Linked DNA regions of Homo sapiens: region 1 is linked to region 2. The links are chromatin loops, found by intact Hi-C in ENCODE. Cell type or tissue: Calu3. All regions are shown on one strand. Links, peaks and the distances in the headings refer to the core of each region. The heading gives the core; the rest is flanking DNA.

Region 1 (9,780 bases), core at 1,066-9,065, 77 kb before region 2:
TAATACATGATAGCTGTTTAAAAAAGAAAGAGGCAGAAGGACCAGATTCTTGGGGCCTGGAGATGAAAGGAAGATGGAAACAGGAGCCTATCTGAGACCTAAAAACATATTCTGGGGTTTAAGTCTAGCTTCCCCTGTCCTTAGAGACGACTGCTACTAATAGCTACTATTGCTAAGCACTTGCCATGAGCCAGGCACTGTTCAAAGCTCTTGACATATTTTATGTCATCGATCACAACCACCCAATGAAGTGGGTGTACTTATTCCCATTTTATAAGCAAAGAGGTAGGGCTGGAAAGGTTAAGAGCTTACTCAGCGAGAGAGAGCTGGTAAATAAAGGAGTGAAGATTCTAACCCAGATGGAATGTCATGCCGAAGCTATTAGCCACTAGAAGATAATACCTCACTTGCACATTCTGCTGCTGCTGCTGCTGCACCTGAGGCCTTCACCTGGGCTCGGTGGTGAATGCCCTAAGATGGTTCAAAAACTGCATGTGAAAAACTGTTTTAGGCCAAGCTATCAACAAATCTTCTGGTGATATCAAACCTGGTGGCACAGATAAGAGAAATTTGAAAGTGACTTTCAAAAGCAGGGTGGAAGCCGTAGTACCCAGAGTTGCATCTGTCCTCTGGCAAAGGAGTGCCTGAAAGCAACACCAGGCAAGCAGTGAGTGGGGCTGGAAGGGACAGGGTGCCCGGGACACTCCTGAAACCCTCCTCCGCTCTAATAGGCTGGATTCCAGCAATAGCAAAAGCCTGGACTCTGGGGGCCACTTAGCAAGGGAAATTGGTCTTGGATAGTTCCACGACTGACCAGCAAACGACATGTGTGATCATCTCCCTTGGAGACCATGAGGCCTCTAATCAGCCCTGAAGACATTCTCACAACATCCACAGACAAATGACAACTGCAGGACCTATGCAGGGTGATAGCAGGAGTGGGAGCAACAGTAGAATCACAGTCATGCCTATTATCATTATTATAAAACCCTTACTGCGATTGCTCAAGGCATAACCGAAGGGGCTTGGTTTCAAATAGGTAAGAGAGTTCAAAGCACTGCCATTATGATAGTGATTTATTAGCCTGATATTTTTGAGGCTGATAGTACAGGTCCACTTTCACATATGGAGAGACTGAGGCTCAGTAAGGACAAACAACTTTGCATAAACCCAGAGCAAGACCTCAAGTCATCAGGCTCCCAGCCAAGGATTCTTTCTCCTAGAGCAGTGTTTTTCAAATTTTTTAAGTCCCGGAACTGCTTCAAATAGAATCTTCTCTGGAAGCTTACATTGTAAATCAGCCAAAATAGAACTTATCTGATGGACTCAGAGGTGGGGCCTCCAGGAAGAGAAAGGCCCCAGGTTTGAGTCCTAACTCAGTCACTTACTAGTGATACTTAAAGGAAGTTAGTCAACCTCTCCAAGATTCAGTTTCTTCATCTGTAGCAAGAAGAACAGCACTGCCTCTCTTGATTATTTATGAGATGGAAACAAGATGATGTAAAGTCCCCATATGCTCAGTACATGGCAGACATAATTATTATTCCTACCACTGTATCTGTGAGTGGGAAGGAAGCTGAAACCATCCAGCAATTAGCATGAGGCCATCTCCAGTCTCGGTCATAAACCAGGCAGCAGGTTAATTTCAGGAACTGGCAGGCTGACCAAGTTGCTGAAAAATGCACAGAAAAGAGGACAGGATAAAGAGAAAGGTGTATATGTGGTTTTAATTATGGTCACAGGGTTAAAGTGGAGGTTGTGTCCTTTACTCTGGCATCAGGGAGCCAGCCACACTCTCACTCTGCCTCGCTGGCACCCATGATAATTGGGACAACTATACTCATTAAAGCACACCAGTGCTTGAACAAAAAGCCAACAACAAGGCCAGGCACAGTGGCTCACGCCTGTAATCCCAGCACTTTGGGAGGCCAAGGCAGGTGGATCACTTGAGGCCAGGAGTTCGAGACCAGCCTGGCCAACATGGTGAAACCCCATCTCTACAAAAGTACAAAAAAATTAGCTGGGTGTGGTGGCTCATGCCTGTAATCCCAGCTACTCAGGAGGCTGAGACAGGAGAATCGCTTGAACCCAGGAGGCAGAGGTGGCAGTGAGCCGAGATCGTGCCATTGCACTCCAGCCTGGGCGATAGAGTGAGACTTCATCTCAAAAAAAAAAAAAAGCTAACAACAGCTGTTTCAGGACCCAAATGGAAAGAGGTATGGTGTAGTGAAAAGAGTACCAATTTGGACCCAGACAAAAGAGTTTGAGTCGTATAGGCTTGTTTCCCTGAGCCTAAGCTTCCCCATGTGAAAGAGTGGAAACATAGAAGTACCTAGGTGTATGCATCACACAACTGGCACCAAATATACATGAACGCCCTTGCTCCTCTCCAAGTCAGTCACATAAAGCTCCTTCCCTTCACAGCAGGAAAAGATTTGATGATGAATCCTCTATAAACGATAACAGCACCCACAATCACAATACTTGCAAATGTGCTGAGCCCACCTTTAAATTTGCTATATGTGTTAACTCATCTAATCCTACCAAAACCATAAACTTATAAGTACTGCTATGCTGTCTTACTCATTGGATAGAAGAAGAAACCAAAGCACAGAGAAGTTTAGAAAGTTGACCAAGGTCACACAGCCAGTAATAGTCATGCCAAGATTTGAACCCAGGCTGCCTGATTCCACAGTCAGTGTTCTTATAACATTCTTATCACAATGTTTATACTTCTCTTTTCAAATATAATTATTTTATTTTACATTATGGTACTACCAGGATTACAGCAGGTTTGTCATGCTATCTGCAATACACATGTGATGTTGACAGGACAAATTGTAATATTCCCATTTGGTAGATGAATAAACCAAAGCATAGAGGTTCAGCGACTTGCCTAAAGTACATAGCAGGACTCAGAGGCAAAGCTGAGACTAAAATGCAAGTCACCAAGAGTCCAACTATAAGATGTAAAGCCCGCTCTAGAAGGAAATGGTCCAGTGATTGTCTAGGCACTGATAAAACCACTTTCAAAGGTGTCATTAATGTCCCCACAACAGTAGCACTGCTTTAGCCAGGGCAGAGTTACATGGGCATGGATCCTAATACAACCTCCAGTCCCAGCCTAGATTCCTTCCCTTCATGGCATCTGTGTGAAAGAGGGTTTTTCTTCTGGCTAGTGGGCCTAGCACACACCAGCAAGAGGAGGTCCCTGGCAGAAGTAAGAGTAGGAATGGGACACAGGTGGCTCAGAGTAGAGCAACCAATGAGAAAGCAACCTGAGAAGGCAAAGGAATGCAAATCAACGTCAATGGACTCAGAAGACTGATGACAGGGAGGAGATGGGGGAGGAGGGCAAGGAAGCAGCTTGCAGTTGGAGCAGGAAATAAAAGTGCAAATGAGAGGCTCAGCATGGTCTCCACTCGCCATCCCACAAACGGGTGAACACACACGGAAGCTGGACAGACAGACCAAGGCGTGGCCAGAGAACAGTGAGTTATAATGCTATGAAGGATATGTGCATGAGAAAGGTCTGATGGAAATTCTCCAAAATGCTAACAAAAGAAGCATGGTAAGATCATGGGTTATCATTGTTCCTTTCCTCTGTTTTCTAAATGTTCTGAAAGATTTATCATCTTTAAATCTGAAAGATTATAGAATTCGACATCATCACAACAGTCCTGGCTTGAGCCTAAGGTGCATCTGCCCGAGGTCTCAGGTCTGCCTGGGCATGAGTGGAGGACCCAAGGGGCCATTCTGCTGGAGACCATCTGGATGACACACTAAAGGGCCTGCTGGGAGAGCATCTGTTTTGAGGACAGAGCTGGGTCCTCAAGCTTGAGCCAGTGACAGAGCTCAGGCCAGGCAGCAGGTCAGTTATAAGCATAATACAGTGCCTGCCACTCAGACTGTCTCCTGGCCCAGCATCCATGTTTGCATCTTAGGAACAGGCCAAATAGCAGGACAGAGAGCAGCAGACAGCAATGACCCAGGGCTCATGAGCCTAGCCCCGCAATGCAAGTTAAGGTTTCACCACTTCAGTAGGGGACACAACACAGTGCTGCCACCTGCAAGGTCCAGTGCATCACCAGTGTGGCCCACCCAGCAAGCCAGTTTCTAAAAGCAGGGAGTGGCATGACCGCAGTCGAGTGCTGTGGCTCAGCTCTGGCAAGCCTCAGAAAGACTCGGCCCCGGGGCCTTGGCAAGGCACTTCCTGGGACTTACGGGCCCCGAGGCTAGGGGTGCTCAGGGCAGGCATCACCACACACAGGAGACAGGGAATCCTAGGCATCTCATGGTCCTGAGAGCACTGTGGCCTTGAGGACCCGTGAGATCCCTCCCAAGCATGCTCAAGAAATCTTGGAGAAGCTTCGCGGAGAATGCAGCATAAAAGCCCTATCACGGTGGGTTGGGGTGAAGCCAGAGGAATATTGTTTTCTGTTATTGAAGGTGTTCTGTTTTTGTTGCTCCACTCACTGATGTAGCCTGGCAGGGAGAAAGGTGACATTTTCAAAAAATGTTTAAGAATTCATTAATAACGATGGTAAATTAGTAACTCTGAGCAACTATTAGAGGCAAAAAAGAGAGAAATATGACTAACAAACAAATGTTAGCGTACAGACAGAACTCCCATATGCTGTCAGCCACTCTTCATGGAAGAAAATAGTAGCTATTTCCAGACCGAAAATTAGGCCAAATAGTAGTTCTGTGAAGTGATTCAAGAACACAATAAACAATAACAAATATACAATATAAGATAAAAGACAAATGAATACACAGTATCTAATGAAGAAAAGGCTACTTCACAAAATTAAAAAGATATGCAGCTTGACAGTAAAGGAGGGTTAATCAGCCATTTGAATGATGGAAAGGTTAAGAAAAACACTGAGAATTATTTTTGAACAGAAAAAAAAATTATGAAGGGAAAATCAAAACTCAGAAGCTAAGCAGCCCTTCCCTCCAGTCCCCATGGCACTCTATTCCTCCTGGGTGTACAGCCTTTACCACCGTGCATACTCACTTCCCCCTTTCCTTCTCCCTCCAACCAGACTGTGAGCCTGCTGAGGGCCATGCTGATATCACCTCTCTGTCTGGAGGCGGGCACGCAGCATAGTGCTGGGCAAAGAGTAAACAATATATTGGCTTTTACTGAATGAATGAATGAATGAATGAATGAACGAACGAACGAATGAACAAGCAAACAGATTAACAAAGGAACAAATGTTAAAGGGGCTGAAATAAATGGATATCTCTGAAAGACATAGGAAAAGGAACTCTGGTCCCACAGGCACACCAAAGAAGAAAACTCCTCCACTTGGCATTTAATTGAATTCAATTTTATATATTCTTTGATAGTTTCATGTGCACATGGCCTGTCCCCACTGAGAAGCCTTAAGCCCTTGAAGGCAGGGACCACAAACTTCTACTTCTATGTCCCCCATTATAGTGCCTGGCACAGTGCTGGATTTTAGGTCTTAAATAAATATTCATTAAATAGGCTTGAATAAAGAAGATGAGACGAGACAAGTAAAGTTACTTCTAGCGGATGAGGTTCCTTCATTTTAATTTATAGGAGAAATGAGCTGGCTATTTACCAAGCTTCATTGCAACAGGCATTCCTCAGGACAAAGAGAGCCTTTCAGAACTACACGAGCGGCGGCGCCTTCTCCAGAGTTCCAGGCTTGGTATTTCCAAGGGAGAGCTAGGGGTCAAATAGTAAAATCCGCAGGCACAGGCACATGCCAGGGAAGTTGGCACAGCACCTGCCCAGGCTGGGAATGACTCCAGGCAGCCTGACCAAAGTCAAGAAAGCTCATAATTCATCCAGAGGAGAACTTAAAAACAATCCAGTTAGTTGGATATGACTGCAGATTGGGCAACTGAATGTCAACCGAATTCAACAGTGAGGACAGAAAATAGGAGGTGGGCACATCCTTCTTTCTCTAAAGCACACAGCTCAGGTGAAGGTGAAAGGTCTCTGCTTCTTGTATTTGGCAACTCCAGCCATAACAATCTGTCAGCAAAAATGCCTGCACAGGATCAGTGGGAGAGTCTCCTCCCTCAATGCAAAAATTCCTGACCAGGCAGCTCCCCATATAACCACCACTGGATTAAAGGCTAGACAAAGGCTAATTACTGGAGAAGGAAAGGGTCTCAGACAGGAAATACAGTTGGTTATCACAGCTAATGTTGTGGATGAGAGTTGCTGGGGTATTTAAATATGTATTGGAATAAAGCAAAAGGGGTCATGCTCATACGTTCATTTCCTTCCTAAGGAAATGTACCAGGGTGTTCAAGTTACCTGGGACTCCCTAACTGTATCTAGATTCCTTGAGGGTGGGGAGGTGGGCGGCCAGCCCTGACCTGATCCCCTAGAGACACCCTCCACCTGCTTTTCCTAGACACAATGCCCCAGATCCACCCCATATTATTCAGGAGAGTCAGAAATGGTTACCCTGGGCAAGATCCACAGCTTGTCACTTGGGCTCAAGGCAGCTGTGTGACAGGCTTTCGAGGAACAGTCTCTAGGCTCATACAGCTGAACTTGTTGACATGGTCCGCCGTGTGCCGGGGGCACTCACTCCACAGAGAGTTCAGAAGCTACACGGCAGCAGCCAAAGTTCACAGGGTGTGTCGAGGGCAGAAGCAACATCCCAGCAGGAAGAAGGAGAGGTAGGAGACTCTCCACAGCCATCTCATGGCTATCCTCCACCCACTCACTGATACTTTCTAGGCCTGCATCCACAGCTAGACCCCCTAGACTGATCATGGGGCAGGAAAGTGTGTGGCTTCACTAAAATCCCGAAGCTTTTACAATTACCCCTGTTCTTATCCTATATCCCTTACCACTCTTCCACTACCACCACCAACATACACACCTATTACCAGACTGGGGTGGGCAGCGGGGTGGCGGGGGGCAGAGTTTACATATTTCCCATCCCAAACCCCAGTCACTTAGAGGTTCCCCATCCTTGAGTGTCAATGTGGATTTGTGATGGGGAGAGTAAATAGTTTGGTGCATAAAACCTAGACTGTGTTTCATGAGGGCAGGACCAGCCCATTTTGCTCACCACTATAGCCCAGCACCCAGCACAGGTGCTAAATGTTTACTGTCACCTGAATTAAGAGTTAACTGGTCATTAAGTAGATGAGGTGGGACTACAGAAGACCAGACCACTGCTCAGACCACTGATCATGCAGCCCCTGGTTCTCTATATGTCAAACAACACCTTCCCAGCCTTGCAGAGGGGGCCACACGATGAGCTGTCTCACCTTTTTCCTGTCCCTGTCCTGTCAAGTATAAAAACAAGAGGAGCCTCCAAGAGGGCAACCCGAGGGAGGAAAACTCAGCAACACAGGCAAGGCATCTCCTCCTGCAATCTGCCTGGTCCTTCCCCAGCTATAGCATCGACTAGAGATTATGAGCTAGGTTTACACTCCTGATTCTGTCACTAAGTAGTCTTATGACTTCATACCAACAATCTGAACTTTTGGGGTCTTGGTTCTGTTTTCTGTAAAATGATCTTCTTTTGTGGGGGGAAGCTACAAGTACTGGACTTAAATATACAACACTCCCAAGGATGATTCAGGGCCAGCTGCTGCTAATTCAGCCAGTCCCTCCGATGGCAGGACACCTAGAGACCCTGGACCCTTGTCAGTTTCCTTAACCAGGATACGGTCAGCAAAGTGTAAACAATCAGACTGCAGAGAGAGGAAGGAAAGTGGCTCCCCCAGGGTCTCAAACAGTCAAGAAAAAAACACAGGGAAACAAGGAAAGAAAGAGTTCGGACAGGAAGGTAGCCAAACAACCCACTGCCTCACTGGGTTTTTAATGCCCTAGGAGGTGAGTTATTGCTTCTGAAGTTGAAAAAAGAAACATCAATAAATAAGTGCTATAGATTGTATTGTCCCTCCCCCACCAACATTCTGCACTGAAGCCCTAAACCCCAATGTGACTGCATTTGGAGAAGGGGCTTTTAGGAGGTAATTAAAGTTAAATGAGGTTACAAAGGTAGAGTCCTAATCCCATAGGATTGGCATCCTTCCAATAAGAGGAGGGGAGGGAGAGAGAGATGTCCTTCTCATACATGCACTAAGGAATGGCTATGTGAGGACGTAGCAAGAATCATCTGCAACCCAAAGAGACAGCCCTTACCAGACACTGGACCTGCTGGCACCTTGGTCTTGGACTTTCCAGCCTCCAGAACTGTGAAAAATAAATTTCTCTTGTTCAATCCACCTAGCCTGTGATATTTTGTTATGGCAGCTGAGCTAAGACAATAAGAGACCCAAGAAGCCTGCTGGCTCTCTCCAGTCTCAAGTACCATTCACCCTCATTCCCAAGATGAGCCTGTCTCACATTCATTGTCCCCATGTGAAGATCTGCCTGGGTAGAAACAGCAAGAACACAATGGTGGGAAGTGGGGTGAGACCAGAGTAGCAAGAGACCAACTTTCTTCACATGGTAGGACTCCAGAGCCCCCAGGCTTGTGGGCAGCACTGCAGCCCCTCCAGCATCACAGCAGCTGCGGACTCCGTGAGCTCAGGGGCCTGACAGTGACAGCCAGTTCAGTCGCTGGGCCATACTCGTTGTGTGCAATAGCAGAGATGAAGAAATAAAGGCAGTCAGTGGATAGAGGAAGGCCAGTGCCATGGAGCTATTTGAACATGTCACTCATGCCCTGCCAACCAGAGCAAATGGATCTCCCATTCCACAGGCAAAGAAGCCTGGTGATGAAGGCAGCCCAGGAGAAGGAGGAGTCACCACCATGGCCTTGAAGCAGGCGAGTATCTGGAGGTAATTACAAGTGGCACCAATATGCCCAGTCAATTACAGAGTGGAACAGCAACTCCACACGGAGCCTATAAAATGCTGTCATGGAAAGCAAGGACTTCACAGAAAGATGCTGGCCTCAGAGAGCTCGGTGATATGACAGTCATGGGCCTGAGAGAAATAATTTCCAGAGAAAGTGGATTAATTCTGGTTCTCAGTCACAGCCAACTCCCATGACAGCTGATTCAGAGCCATGGGGAGATAGACAGAAGGTGGCAGGGAAAACAGTGTGGCTTTTGCTTGCTGTCGAGTGAGTCAGGGAGGCCCACAGTGAGAGAGGCAAGCAGAGCTGTGGGCTGGGCATGGGAGAAGTCACCGTGCTCTTGAAGGTCGAGCTGGGCCCCACAGCAAGGAGATCCAAGGAACCCACTCAATGCGTCTCTAAGCCCTTGCACCTCAGCCTACTCCACACTGCAAAGTTGTTGCTGAAGAAATGTAGTTAAAGTGATACTCTCTCCCCCTCAGAGCCTTACCACCCATCCCTCCCATATAATCAGTCTTTCAGACAGCAGTATGCCCATCTCTCTTCCTTCTCCTTTCACAAGGATCAAAATAATAAGGAAAAATTAACAAAAATATATACATTTTTAAAACTCCCAGGTTGGAAAGAACTTAGAGACATCTAGTCTGGTCACTCGTCTGATATCTCTATCTCTGCCCACTCTGCATCAGCCTTGGCTAAAATGGCCCCAGTGATGAAGAATTCCTTCCCTCCTAAGCTTTCTTCATCTTCCAACAACACTGATGACCAGAAAATTCTTGTTATACTGAGCCAGAATCCACTTTTCAATTGCCTGGTTCTGCTTTGAGTACAGAAGAGTCCCCCTGCCCTTGCCCCCCGCCCCCAGCTCTCAGCTTCATGAGAGCTTTCCAAAACTTGAAGATGGCTAGCAAGAGAGGGATCTTCCCAAAGTGTTGGGAGGGCTCTGGCCCAACTCTCTAATCAA
Region 2 (9,780 bases), core at 1,293-9,292:
TGGATAGAAAGGAACTTCCTCAAACTAATAAAGGGCTTCTACAAAAACCCACGTCCTATTTAATGGTGAAAGACTGAATGTTTTTCCTTTAAGATCAGGAACGAGATAAGGATGTCCACTCTTGTCATTCTATCCATCTTCCTTACAGAGCCACTGTAAAGATTAAATAAAATAATACATATGAAGTGATTGGCATTTAGATCTTCTGTCAGCTCTACATCTAAGTTAGTTCTCCCTGTTATACCTGGTTCCACTTATCAGAGTTGTGAGTTAATATCTGTTTCTTAGATTAACTGTGTCTCTCCAAACTAGACTGCATTGGTAGCTCCAAGGTATAACTGTTGTTGTCACCACTGTATCCTGAGCGCCCAGTACAAAGCTTGGCCCACCAAACAAATGAATGGACAAATGATAGCTTTTCCTGTTTTTAAGCAAGAAATTTTAAGATGTTTTCTAGTTCTTTACCTGCCTTCAGGCAGTCCCACTCCTCCTGCACTATAAAGACTCCATCATATTACCCAACTTCCTATGGTGATCCACCCAACAGTCCTCATAGCAGAGGAATTAATCATTCTCATTAACATCGGCAGCAGCATCACAAAACAGCAACTATTTTTGCAATGATTTTTCAGATAAGGTAATCCAAGTAAGCTAAAGGGAAGTAGAAAGTCTGAGAAATTAAGTCCCGGCATTAGTTCCTCTAACCAAAAGGTGGAAAGAAAGAGAGCAAGAAAAGCCACAAAATAATCAGAGAAGTCAAAGAGAAAAGAGTACACAAGGGCGATCAGTGAAAGGAGACGGAGGTGAGGGGCACACATGGATGATGAGGACAGATTTTCCCAGAAACAAAGAGGGAAGAGAGACATCAGCACTAGAAAGTAGCTCCAAGGTCTTTTGGCCCCACATCTTGTTTTACTCCAACAAGGCAGGACTGACTAATGTTCAATGATCAGGAGTCTTGCTCAAGGTCACTAAGTTACAGAATCAAAGTGAGAGAGGCTATGACCCAGGTATCCTGGCTTCAAAGCCAATGCTCTAAAAATAAAAATATATATTAGAATCACATGAAAAGTCTCATTGGTTCCAATTCCAGCTGCACCACTTTCTAGCTGCTCTATGAATTTGAGCCATCTGGTCAACCTCCCAGCACCTCAGCTTCATCATTTATGAAGTGAAATTTTGCAAGATTACCAGTGTGATTAAATGAGACCATGTAGGGAAAGCACCTAGTATTTCACATTGAAGCTCCATTCCTTTTTTAAAAATTACAGAACACTTTCTATTTGCCAAAGATAAGGAGGCAAGAATAAAAGAGACTGTAAACAAACAACCTACAGAATGGTAGTAAATATTTGCAAACTTTGCATCCGACAAAGGCTTAATAACTTAAATCAATAAGCAAAAAAACAAATCCAATAAAACGTAGGCAAAGAACATGAATAGACACTTCTCAAAAGAAGACATACACAAGGCCAACAAATGTAAAAAAATGCTCATCATCACTAGAGAAATGCGAATCGAAACCACAGTGAGATACCATCTCACACCAATCAGAATGGCTTTTGTTAAAAAGTCAAAAAATTACGGATGTCGGTCAGGTTGTGGAGAAAAGGGCGCGCTTCTATACTGTTGGTGGGAATATAAATTAGTCCAGCTACGGTGGAGAAGTCTGGAGATTTCTCAAAGAACTAAGAGCTGAACTACCATTTGAGCCAGCAATCCCATTACTGGTTATATACCCAAAGGAAAATAAATCATTCTACCAAAAAAGATATATGCACTGATATGTTCATTGCAGCATTATTCACAATAGCAAAGGCATGGAATCAATCCAGGTGTCCATCGACAGTGAACTGGATAAAGAAAATGTGCTACATATGCACCACAGAATGCTACACAGTGAAAAAAAGAAAGAAATCATGTCCTTTGAAGCAATGTGAATGCAGATGGAGGCCATTTTCCTAAGGGAATTAACACAGGAGCAGAAAACCAACTATTGTAGGTTCTCACTTATAAATGGGAGCTAAACATTGGGTATACCCATGTAACAGACCTGCACGTGTGCCCTTGATTCTAATAATATATATAGAGATTGACCACACTCTGTCCTAGCAAATAAATGATTGTCTGGAGGACCTTGAATGAATACAAAAGGAACCAGGGAATAAAAAAGAAAGTAGTTGTGGATGAGAACAGAGGGCCTGCAGGCAAAGGTCTTCTCTGGGACACAGAGAAATGCTTTAGAAAACAAAATTAAGACTGCAGGCCGGGTGCGGTGGCTCACACCTGTAAACCCAGCACTATGGGAGGCTGAGGCAGGTGGATCACTTGAGGCTAGGGGTTCAAGACCAGCCTGGCCAAGATGGCAAAACCTTGTCTCTACTGAAAATACAAAAAATTAGCTGCGTGTGGTGGTGCACACCTGTAATCTCAGCTATTCAGGAGGCTGAGGCATGATAATCACTTGAACCAGGGAGGCAGAGGTTGCAGTGAGTCGAGATCACACACTGCCCTCCAGCCTGGGCGACAAAGTAAGACTGCCTCAAAAGAAAAAAAAAAAGTAAGACGGCAACTCTGGCTGAGAAACTGAACCTGAAATCACACGGCTTGCCTCCCATTCTGAGAGATGCCAATGAAACACAGCAAGGGTACAGATTTGTCTGACAAAAGCTATTTTTAAGGAGAAACCAATATTTTAATAAAGATTGTTTTGTGGCGAAAGATTCAAATTACATACCACAGAGCTAAACAAACATCCCTGACAGAAATCCCTGTTCTTCCTACAAAGGGTTATTCCACTGCACCAGTGGCCTCATCTCCCTTTCTCCTCCTCTCGTAACAAAGCCTTTTCAACACTCCCTCCATATATCCCATTCAACAAAGCAAAATTCTGGAAGTGAGCCTCTGAGAAAGCATCCATTGTTCCTCCAGCACTGAGATCTGTGGACATCCTGTCATCAGTCCTTTCCCATTCACAGGCTATCTGTAAGCCCCTGATAGATAGTGTCTAGGCTTGTATCTGGAATGGACAGCAGGGTAGAGCTCCCACCCACAAAAACAAACAGGAAGCAAGCCACAGGGCCACATTGGCTTCCAACCCAGAGACCCCTGCAATCCTTCAGCACCAAACAGAAACACAGTGTCTTGGTGGTTAGAGCCTTGTGGTCTTCAACCACCTCATCCCTGGAGTTCTGGGATATCCCAAGAAAATAACAACTAAGGAGGGAATGAGGTCAAAACCCGGGATGGGCTAAGAGGTAGACACTAGGGCGGAGTGAAATACAACATGCCCCAAGCCAGAGCCCTCATCCACAAGGGAGCCTTCTGCCAGATGCTTACCTATTATGAGGTTTGTTACTCAGGTGTAAGAAGCAAGGGCAAGGGCAGTAGAGGTGGAGGTCAACCAGGAAGCATCTGCAAGTATAGTTAGGTTGACCAACCATCCCAGTTTGCCTGGCACTGCCCTGGTTTTAGCAGTGAAAGTCCCACATCCCAGGAATCCCTGGCCCTGTGTGAACCCCTGCTCTGGCTAACTGCCCTAGGTGCAGTGTCCCTTCCCCTTCCTCGAGAATGGTTTCACTAGCAAGACAGTAAAACACCCCTGGCACACTAGGGGTGCCACAGGTGCTGCCTGTAGCCTTGCCAGCTAAGCACATGACCTCTCTTAGAGAAGGGCTTTCTCAATGCCTTGGCTCCTAAGTGAAGTCATGGAAAAGTAAGGAAGAAACGGGTGCTGAAAAAGCAAGCTCAGTCCTTCTGGATGGCCCCCAGGCAGACAGGAGCCCAGGCCTCTGGCTCCAGCTTGCCAGGGTCACAGAGATGTTCTTCAAAAACTGGCACTTGGCCTCACCAGCTTCTCCCTCCACTATCTATCCAGGATGGATCTGGGGAACCAAATGAATAAAATTAAATGCTATGCAAGGGTATAACACAACAATTATTAATAACCTCATATTAATTTCAATGTATGTATTTTTATACAAATTCTAAAAACTGCAAACTCCTCCCACCCATCTCCACAAAGTCTTATCCTCTTGGGCCACTCTGCCCACATTTACAAAACTAAGCCAAAGGGAAACCACGTATCCCACCATCACCACCGCCCCACTGCACAACAGAAACTTAGACTAACTGCAGTCTCCTAAGAGACCTTGAGCAAGGACCACCAGGCTATGCTTTTTTCTGAAAACCTGACTCACAGAAACTATGAGAGAATAAATGATTATGATTGCTTTAAGCTGTTAGGTTTTGAGGCAATTGGCTACCAATACACTGTGCATATCTGCTACACCAACTAGAGTTATTTACCAAATCAACAGATTATGCATTTTTAAAAAAAGGTGTCAATGTATCCTGTTTCCTGGGGTTACATTTAACATTTAATGTGAGGTACTGACAGTGGCTTCACTGACCACACCAGCACCCCCTCTTACCCACCTAGTATTCTCTCACAGACCCATATATGCTTACATACACACTCCAAGCCAATCACCGCTTGCTTGCTTTCTGTTAAGGAGGTTGCTCTGTCTGTGGATTCCTAAGTGGCTATGTAGGAAGGATAGCAATATGAGCAGCCACAAGAGAAATGCCCGTCTAGGTATACAGCAACACAGCGAGACCCAATTACATGTGTGTGTGTACGCATGTGCATAACTGAAGGCTCAAGGGAGACCCTGAGCAACCACACAGGAGACAAGGCATGAGTTTTTTCATCCGTCAGACAGCAGAATGAGGAGCAGGCAACTGAACAAGAAGAAGATGGATTTTGAAATCAAGCAGAGAAAGGGCAGAAAAAGATCCTCACATACAGATTTCTGAAAAGAAAAACAGAGCTCTGAGGTTTACTTCTAAGTGCCTCAGAGTCCCTGGACTGCCTCAGCTTCATGGCAAAAAAATGGTTAGCAACAACACTGTGCTGATCCCAGACAGCAATCCTAGAAACCATGGTGATGGGTACCATTAACTCTGATCAATAGATGGAAAACCTTCCAGAGGCACACGCCAATCCAGATCCAGTTAAAGTGCAAGCAAACGGCAAATCAATAGTGCTGCAGAAGTGCAGAGGGACAGACAAACGGCTCACAGGGTGGCAGGAGTGGCCCAGAATTTGAATGTGCTTATCAATGTGGCTGAGAGGCTGAAACTGACAAAGAAGAGATAGATGGAAAGAAAATGTTGAGAAATGGCATTTTTGCAGGAGGCTGAGTGCAAATGCAAATCGTGCTTTGTCTCCTAATCTGTGACAGGGGGGTCCATCAAAGACAAAGTCAAAGAAGCAAACGAAGATCAACTCCAACTCTCAGCTCCTACCTCCACTAAAACCAAGGCCCAAGAGGACTGAGGGTAGAACGGAAATTCAGAGATCAAGTACCAAGTTGACGAGGATCTCAGAATCTTCATGAGCAAGTCCGAGGTGCTTTTCATATGAGTCACTAATTCCTCAGCAACAGACTCAGAGCTGCTGCACTCTGACCTGCACTCTGGTTGACCTGATGTATTACACCTCTTTCTAAAATACCAGAGCATGTTTGGAAGGGCAGTATTCACCCCAGAAAAGCTAGGAGGTACTTCTGTATGCTCCAAGGCAACTCCCTTCATACTACAGCCAGCTGAGAAGCAATTTTTAAACAAACACACAAAAACACAAACATCTCACTGTGGTTCTTCCACCAACTTGTCTCTAAACTTTGGCAAATCACCTGACATTGAATTTCCTGTCATGAAAGGTAGAGAGTACCCTATTTACCCACCTCTGCAGCACATGAGAAAAGAAAAAGGACACATCTGGAAAGCAGTGAGAGAATGAGAGTAAGCCCAGGGTATCATACCAGCAAGACAGAATCTGAAGTTCTAATTTTACATTCTCATTTCCAAAAACTGCTGCTGGTTCTATGTTTTTCCATATGATACGGTAATCTACAAGACTGAAGCTCCATAAAGAAAAGAATGATGTCTTGCATTTCTTTTGTATCCAGCCCAATACTGAATACATGGTAGGTATTCAAAGAATTAGAAGAGGTTAGATAAGATTAAGGGAGTTGGAGGATCATGAGCCTAGATCTATATCATAAAATACTTGGTCAAATAACACCATACATTAAAAAATAAATAAATAAATAAAGAATCCCCATCTCAGTAGCTGTTTTCCTGCCCCAGAACTACCTTTCTTTATTATACCTCTTCAAATTCTACCCCACTTCAAGACACAGCTCAAATTGCATTTTCTTCCCTGTGAAGCACTCCCTGACTACTCCACACCATAGCAGTACCCTGCTCCTCTGAAGAATGATGTACAGCATTTGTTGAGGCCATTTTTATAGTACTAACTCGGGTTATTTCAATGTTTTCACTTGCTTCTATAACATAGCTTTCACTAGACTCCCAGAATCTCAGGATTCTAAATTGTATTATACACCTAAATCATATTCCTCTACAACACTAGACAACAGTTGTACATACACAGGAAAGTCAATAAAAAATAAATTTTTAACAAATTTTTTAAATGCTTAAAATTCCCACTACAAAATAATCAATTACAATATTCCATTCCTAAACAAATTTAAGTAACATGGGTGAATCAAATGAAACGTGGTCCACTACATGCACAAAGTTCATTTAGATGGAGGCCTTTAATGTTCCCAAAAGTAAGTCAGCCTCTTTGCCACTTTTGGTCTTGAAATTCACCGTCCCCGAGTTTCCAGAGGTCAGAAGTGTTCAAGTCACCCTCATGCTTTAAGGCAGAACCCCAGATGGTGAGAGTAATTGTATTACAACGCAAACCTGGGTCTGCAACCTCCCTGCACAGACCTGGCTGCCCCCTTGGGAGATGCAGAAGGCTTCTGCTTCTCAGGGTCCAAAATAAATGCCAGTTCTGCAGACAGAACAGGTGTCCCCCCATCAAGATTATATCCACAAATCCAGGACATTTGTACCAACTGTTCCTGTCCTCCAGTACTGGAAACCTTCCAGAATGAGAAATAAATTCATCTTCCCACAATTCCAAGAGCCTGTCTTTCCCCCTTGCAGTATATGAAAGTCGAAAACCTTTGCAGATACTCAGTATCCACACTGTCCTTGAGTAGCCTGCATCCTGACATGACCCAGCCAGTCCTTCCATCAGCCGGCAACCAATACCTCTGAGGACATAAAAAACAAAAGACATGACATCTGTCTTCTAAACGTTAACAGTACACATAAAGAGAGACATATGATTCAACAGTGACAATGTGCTAAGGTCACTGCTGTAATAAGGTTATATCTACCAAGTCCAGTAGAAGCACAGAAAGGCAAACACCTAATTTGCTTGGATACAAGTCAGAAGTACTCACAGAGAAGATAATTTTTGAACTTGAAGGATAAATAGTTGGTTGGATAGAAATAGAGAAGGCAGGCCATTCTAGGCAGGAACATCAGCGTGCATAGAAATGGAGAGTTGAGGCAGCATGGCCTGTTGGTGTGTTCAGATGCTACAAGTCCTCTGCCAGATGAGATAAGGCTGAACATGCAGGCAGGGTCAGGTCATGAAGGCCTTGCATTGCTACTCTTAAGTCATGTGCAGCCACCTAAGGGTTTTGAGCCACGAACTTTGATCAGGTTTATATGGCTGCTTCATGGATGATAGATTGGAGAGGACATGACAAGAGACCAGTGACAGATAAGAAGGACCTAAAACAGAGCAAAAGAATCAGGGATAGGAGGAGAGGATATCTGGGAGATAATAGGGACAGGACTTGGAAACTGATCAGATGTGGCTGTTGGAGAGGGAGATGAATTCAGGGTAATTTTCAGGATTCCTTAATCCTTCCACTGAATGCATGCATCTCCACATCTTGACTTTTTCCCTACTCTCCTTCCTCTCCTCCCCCATTTACAGCACTACGGTTTTACTTTTTTTTTTTTTTTTTTTTAGACAAAGTCTCCCTCTGTCACTCCAGGCTGGAGTGCAGTAGTGTGATCTCAGCTCAGTACAACCTCCACCTCCCGGTTCAAGCGATTTTCATGCCTCAGCCTCCCCAGTAGCTGGAATTACATATGCACCTCCAAACCTGGAATTTTTGTATTTTTAGTAGAGATGGTGGTTTGCCATGTTGGCCACGCTGGTCTCAAACTCCTGGCCTCATGTGATCTGTCTGCCTCGGCCTCCTAAAGTGCTGGGATTACAGGTGTGAGCCACTGCGCCCAGCCCAGTTTTGCTTTGAGATAAATTATCCATTATACCAGGGCTTACTATAGCTCACTCCTTAGATTCATGAATTTAGCATAAATAGTGTCTTAGCTTTTACTGACTGTTTCACCTGTGTTTTATCCTATTAATTGAATTCTTAAGGTTTCCTTTTAAACTGAAATTCATTTTCTCCCAATTTTAGAAGAGATACAATTTTTTGGAAAGTCTTCTCTTCCTTCTCTCCTCCCCAGTTAGCTTATCTCACATCAAGTTCATGGGGCAGGAACTGGATCTAATTCTATGTACTACTTCATGCCAAGCATGTTCTTGGCATTCGTTGAATGCCGATTACTTCTACAGGCCACAAAAAATAATAACAACAATCTATAAATACCTTGGCTTCCTGCAGTTGAGAGGAATTAACCACACTGCAATTAAGGAAAAGCTGGAGAAAACATTTAGTTAGCAGCTTCTCAAGGCAGACAATAAGATTAAGGTAATAAATACCAGTTCCAACATATTTCTTTGGAGATGTTTCATAAAATAGTCCAATAAAATGCTAAAGACCACCCAATGCCACAGCAGAATGCTAACCACATATGAGTCACTCAAAAGCCAAAATTGAACAGATTCATCTATCATGTAAAAGGGATAGAAGAATAAACATCAACAATTTATACTGCTGCCAGATTATAAAAAGGAAAGCTTGTTATAAAATCTAGTTCACATAAAATATCACACTTTTAGAATAATAAGACAGCAAGAGAGTATGATTTCATTCATAGACTTTTAGATAAAACTATAAATGGTATCTGGGTTTAGGCACAATGGTAACCAAGACGGGTATGATATCTACAATAATTGGTCCTAGGCAAGAATCAATAGATAAGACAGATAAAGGATAAAATATGACAAAACATTTGTTAAGATTAGAAGATCTTCTGAGGCAACTTAGGAAAGCATTACCAACACAGTGCATCTAATAAAATAATGACTTGTCTTTGTTAATACAGTTTAATTCAAAATTTCAAAGATTAAACCCAAGAATATAGACAAATTAAGCGTACTAATATAATAAGCACACACCTGGAAAATATTTTAGGTAAATGGCTGCTACAGAATGAACTCAGATGGGATATGAAGCAATGGACCCAGAAATCCCAGCCAACACGTGATATTGCAATATTCCATCATTTACTATCACACTGGACCTCACTGATGCAGAAGTTTCCATTAGGCGCCAAGTCAAAAGAGATCACAAAAGAAAAGACAAGTAAGTGTATAGCTCTGACAGAAGAGCCAGAGCAAACAAGGAAATTGGGGCACATGCAGGCAAAGTGGAGAATCTCAGCAAGAAGAGAGCTCTGGTTTCAGAAACAGACCTTTATCCATGGCACCCAGAACACTGGTAACTGGGGAAAACTGAAGGAGTGTGGAACCTGGGAGGGGTCACTCATAGATTTGCAGGGCTGGAGGAATCAATATGGAGACCTGTGGGTTGGGAAGCTATGCTATAGATTCCTATTATGTCATCATCAAAATATTTTATACCAATAACAGTTTCAAACCAAGTTTACTACTACTTTCCATATTGCTTTAATGAGCTAAGATTAGGC

The links. Hi-C counts contacts between places; a loop is a spot of excess contacts. Peaks named below come from ENCODE experiments on the same cell type or tissue, not always from the same donor. Only the 100,000 strongest peaks of a DNase experiment are listed, where the experiment ranks them.
Region 1: a loop joins it to region 2, with 1.9 times the contacts of the local background. A loop is called at or near these places in 4 of 110 quality-filtered maps.

The regions. Positions count from the first base shown.
Region 1 is chr1:162,209,667-162,219,446 of GRCh38, reverse strand. All of the region lies in intron 2 of NOS1AP (nitric oxide synthase 1 adaptor protein), which reads right to left. Among named protein-coding and RNA genes, the nearest start is that of MIR4654, 57 kb to the right of the region's middle. In Calu3, for the core only: no CTCF peak of the experiment used is centred there; DNase peaks (open chromatin) are centred at 3,356 and 5,696.
Region 2 is chr1:162,132,613-162,142,392 of GRCh38, reverse strand. The region is part of intron 1 of NOS1AP (nitric oxide synthase 1 adaptor protein); the gene reads right to left. All of the region lies in intron 3 of LOC105371475 (a long non-coding RNA gene), which reads left to right. Among named protein-coding and RNA genes, the nearest start is that of MIR4654, 20 kb to the left of the region's middle. RefSeq lists an enhancer at 4,896-6,095. In Calu3, for the core only: no CTCF peak of the experiment used is centred there; a DNase peak (open chromatin) is centred at 5,442.